Regions from separate parts of the Homo sapiens genome. Here region 1 is linked to region 2. A link is an interaction called in ENCODE POLR2A ChIA-PET data of the cell type or tissue named here. Cell type or tissue: GM12878. All regions are shown on one strand.

The links. ChIA-PET counts read pairs that join two places held together with the same protein. Peaks named below come from ENCODE experiments on the same cell type or tissue, not always from the same donor. Only the 100,000 strongest peaks of a DNase experiment are listed, where the experiment ranks them.
Region 1: POLR2A ChIA-PET joins it to region 2 with 6 read pairs; 1 of 35 experiments calls an interaction of 5 or more read pairs at or near these places.

Annotation. Positions count from the first base shown.
Region 1 is chr10:14,015,155-14,017,654 of GRCh38, reverse strand. All of the region lies in intron 2 of FRMD4A (FERM domain containing 4A), which reads left to right. Among named protein-coding and RNA genes, the nearest start is that of FRMD4A-AS2, 25 kb to the right of the region's middle. In GM12878, no CTCF peak of the experiment used is centred here; a DNase peak (open chromatin) is centred at 1,444; H3K27ac peaks cover 933 bases.
Region 2 is chr10:13,762,028-13,764,527 of GRCh38, reverse strand. It overlaps FRMD4A (FERM domain containing 4A), which reads left to right. Exons shown (of 25, transcript NM_018027.5): 7 at 1,848-1,904. Among named protein-coding and RNA genes, the nearest start is that of PRPF18, 180 kb to the right of the region's middle. In GM12878, no CTCF peak of the experiment used is centred here; no DNase peak of the experiment used is centred here; H3K27ac peaks cover 581 bases.

The DNA.
Region 1 (2,500 bases), 250 kb before region 2:
TTACTTGAACCAAGATGAACTATTCCCCTGTTGAAGAAAATTGCTTGTTAAATTTCTCCTCCTGGAAAAGGAAGCATGGAAATTAGAAACAGATGTAAAAGTTGATCATTCGCCACCCAATCCTTATTAAGACACCTGAAATTTGAGAGCTAAGCCTAGTAAAAATTGAGTCAACAGCTATTGGCTCTGTTTGGAGGTATGCTATATATATTCAGCGAATCCTGGGCAGTCAATACCATAGATAAGGACGTTATTTATATTGCCATTCCAGGTGCAATTACACAGTTTACCCTGTGAAACTGCACTTCATAAACATGGCAAATCAATGCTAGTTATCAAAATCCATCCACGACTGACAGCACATGAAAACGGGCTTTGCAAAATGATCTTGAAAGCCAATCTACACAGCCAGCTTCACAGAGGTCAGCTTATTACCCGTTTAATCACATGGCCATCTTGCAGGAGCGTTATTCCTCAAACCCTGGGCATGACATCACTCCTAATAGCACACACAATAAGCCATTACTACCATGTAGAATAGCCTTTAGCCAGGCTATAGCCACTGATGACCTGATTTGGCCTCATGCTGGGAAGGGCAAGTGGAGTTCTTTTGGGGACAAATCATATCAAGACCAGATGTGAAGGACCTTCGTGTGGAGGCATAAAATCCATCTGCAGCTTGTGAGCAAGATCTCTGTCTGTGGATGACGAGCTGAACAGCCTGCAAGGATGCTGATGGGCCTTGTCCTTGATGTCCATAAGGCAAGGCCTTCTGACACAGATACCGACAAATCTTCCACATGGGTCATTCATATTTGACATTCTCTATGGCTAGATCCTTGCCAGAAAGATCGAGTGAGATCCTGGGACACCTGATTTTCACATGAGGTTTCCATGCAGCAGATGGTGCATTTTCCTCCCTGCCCTGCAAGAGGATAAGGTCTAGCTTCCTTTGTCATGTGTGATTTTCATTTGATGGGGATAGGGGGTCTTAACCTGGGTGAATTAATTCTGTACTCATAGTTACTCAAATGAAATCTACTAAACAGGGAGCTCTCAAAGGTTCAAGAAGAAGTCTGTTTACCACTCAAAATAGGTGGCTAAGCCGGATGGCCTTTAAGGAATTCAGGCAGATGAAACGTGGACCTTATAGCAGAACAGACAGGAAGAGGCAGATGGCTAGACGGTGAAGTGCAGGAGGCTGTTGTGGCAAATGAGACAACAGGAAAACCGTGTGCAGAATTGAGACTGGAAGAAAAGGGAAGGTGCACACGTCTTGTTTACAAAGAACTTTCACAAACATTGTTTCATCCTGTTGGGTAGGTGTTCAGCAGACTTGACATTCTCTATGACTGATGCTCGCTATGATGAAGATTGAGTGATTGATGCTTGCTATGATAAAGATTTAGTGAGATTCTGGGATGTCCAATTAGCACGTGAAGTTCCCATGCAGCACAGGCTGCGTTTTCCTCCCTGCCCTGGAAGAGGGCCAGGTCTACTTCCCCTTGTGATGACATTTTCACATGCAGACTCAGGGCTAAGGCCAGCAGTCTTTCACTTCACCACAGACGCCTCATCACAGAGAGGAGCTGAGTTTGAGGAACAAAAGAAAACTCTTCCAATAAGCAAAAGTTATCTTGCATCCCCAGTTCTTGGCTCAGCACTTGATCCGTTGTAGTGACACAGAAGAGGGAGGCGGTCAATGGACACTGGAGCCTCTCATTGTGACCCTGAGTGAGTTACTTCAGTCTCTGTACCTCAGTCCTTTTGTCTTCATCCAGGGAAAATAAGAGTACCTATTTGATAAAGTGTCATGAGAACTAACTAAATTATATATTTTAAAACTTTAGAATAGTGCCTGTAATAGAATATGCCGTATAAGAGAATTGCCTTATTTTATTAGACACTCAATAAAATAATGGTTGAATGAATGATGTAACATAAGCAATAAATGAAAATAATACAATTCATTTAGACAAGGATGAAGCCAGTATCATGGAGCTTGGTACAGAATACAAGAAGAGCATGGGCAGTGTCATGGCAGAAGCGAGGAGTTGACCACTTATCCTAGAACACCACACCCTCTCCCACAGCAAGGATAAGCAGGAGTCAAACTGCACAATTCAGTCTAAACATCCTTTATCTCATTTGCCTGTCTGCTCATGGAGGACAAGTATTAAATGAAGCCTAGACTGCAGTCCAGCAAGGCAAGGGAAGGAAGAGAGAGTCAAGGAAGGGAAGGGGAAGGAGGGGAGGCGAGGGGAGGGGAAGAGAAAAAGGAAGGAAGGAAGGAGAAAAGGGAAGGGAAGAAAGAGAGGAAGCAAGGAGAGAAGAGGAAGGGAAGAAAGGATGAAAGGAAGGGAGGGAGGGAAGGAAGGAAGAAAGGAAGGAAAGGAAGGAAGGGAGGGAGGGAGGGAGGGAAGGAAGGAGAAAGGGAAGGGAAGAAAAGATTAAAGGAAGGGTGGGAGGGAGGGAGGGACAGAAGAAAAGGAAGGAAAGA
Region 2 (2,500 bases):
TGTTTGTTTGTTTGTTTGTTTATTTGAGGCAGGGTCTCTCTGTCACCAGGCTGGAGTGTAGTGGCATGATTACAGCTCACTGTAGCCTCAACCTCCGCAGGCTCAGGGGACCCTCCCACCTCAGCCTCCCAAGTAGCTGGGACTACAGGCATACACCACCACTCCAGGCTAATTTTTGTATTTTTAATAGAGATGGGGTTTCGCCACGTTGACCAGGCTGGTCTTGAACTCCTGGGCTCAAGTGATCCATCCGCCTCTGCCTCCCAAAGTGTGTGAGCCATCATGCCCAGCTAGGTGTTTTTACCATACACACACACACACACACACACACACACACACACACGGAAATCTTTGGATGTGATCGATATGTTTATTACCTTGGTTGTGGTAATGGTATCATGGGTGTATGCATCTGTCCAAACTCATCAAATTGTTTACATTAAACATATGCAGTTTTTGAGGTGTTTTAGTTATACTTCAATAAAGCTGTTTTGGCCGGGTGCAGTGGCTCATGCCTGTAATCATCCCAACACTTTGGGAGGCCAAGGCAGGCAGGTCACCTGAGGCTAGGAGTTCCAGACCAGCCTGGCCAACCTGGTACCCCGTCTGTACTAAATACAAAAAAATTATCCGGTGTGGTGGTGTATGCCTGTAGTCCCAGCTACTCGGGAGGCTGAGACAGGAAAATCACTTGTACCTGGGAGGAGGAGGTTGCAGTGAGCCAAGATCGCACCACTGCACTCCAGCTTGGGTGACACAGCAAGACTCTGTCTCAGAGAAAGAAAAAAGCTGTTAAAAGATATGAACTATATACATTTTGAAATATGTATTTCAAAAATATAAATATAAAGAGAGAGAGAGAAAAGGAATTTTTTCAAAAACCAAGGAGAGGTTTAAGTGCTTTGAAGACCACGTCCCTAGATCACAATTAAGTATTTGGGGGAAGAACTAATAGGCAGAAACATTGTTAAACTTACACTGTGTAACAGTTGCTGACCAATAGAACTTTCTACAGTGGTAGAAACGTTCTGTATCTGAGCTGACGATACGGTAGTCACTAGCGACACTGAACTATTGAGCACATGAAAGAAATGTGGCTAGTACAACCGAGGAACTATATTTTTACATTTTATTTAATTTTAAGGAGTTACAATCCCACTGTAACATTCCTTTCAAAAAACAGCCTTTCAAGAAAGCCTTTCTTTATAGAAAGAAAGTTCTGAAGTTTAGTTTTTAAAGAAAATGCATTTTGTTGTCAAGCATCCCTATTCCAGTGATTAATAACATTAACAAACAGGTTTGTAAAATGCTGGGGCCTAGTCTGCCTCTTAATTTCTCTAAAGATTTAAAGGTGAGGCCCTTGAGATAGTCGGGTAGGCCCAGGTCCCCTAGTCCATCCCAGCTAAGAGCAGTAAAAACGATGTTGGGAGTGTTTAGGACTGAATAATTCAGGGTGTGGTCTCAGAGACTCAAGATGTTCTATGAATATTGGGGATTCTGAGCAATTCCTCAGAAAATAAGGCTTTTTGTTTGTTTGTTTGTTTGTTTTGAGCCAGGGTCTCACTCACCCCATTACCCAGGCTGGAGTGCGGTGGTACTATCACAGCTCGCTACAACCTCAACCTCCCACCTCAGCCTCCAAAACAGCTGCGTCTACAGACGTGCACCACCCTGCCCAGCTAATTTTTAAATTTTCTGTAGAGGCAGCATCTCATTATGTTGCCCAGGCTGGTCTCAAACTCCAGGGCTCAAGTAATCCTCCCGAAGAAGAGCTGTCATTTAAAATAAAAGAAAAAAATGGTGGTTAAATACCAAACTTGTCTTCGTTTGTTGCTTTTTCCTTTCAGGAGCTTATTGACGTTGACAGCGAAGTGGTGTTTGAATTAGCTTCCTATATTTTACAGGTAAGTTGTTTTTCTCCTCCTCTTTATGTCCCACGGCCATACACAGAAGAAAGGAAGTAAGACTTACCAGGCATAGCCAGTAGCTGTATCTACTCACTATTTGTCGTCTTACCTTTTTTTAGCCACAAGCTGCATAGAGCTATTAGAGACACTGACGGAAACCATAGCAATAAACAGGGGCTTGTAGTATTTCAAAATGTTAAGACAGAAAATCCCTGTAAAGCGAAGTTGTGTGTTTAACCTGAGCCTGGGAGAAACTGAGATCATTTACTGACCCCATTTTCTTTGGGTTTGGTACCTCCACCCTGGAGAAAGCCAAGTGAATAGCTAGAGTTAGTGGCCAAAAAATCATGTTCTGCCCCCTAGAAAGACAAGGTAAAGCCCTTTAGGTTATGCAAAAATAAAACGTAAAAAAAGATGTTATAGAATATTAGCTTAATAGTGGCAAGATGAGTTAAAATGATATCATTTCTTTATTCCTTCAATAAGTATTTACTGAGCAACTACTATGTTCAGGGCATTATACTGGATTCACTAAAGTTTCTCTGGTCCCTACCTCCAGAGTCTTCAGTATAATTGGGAACTAGCATAAAATA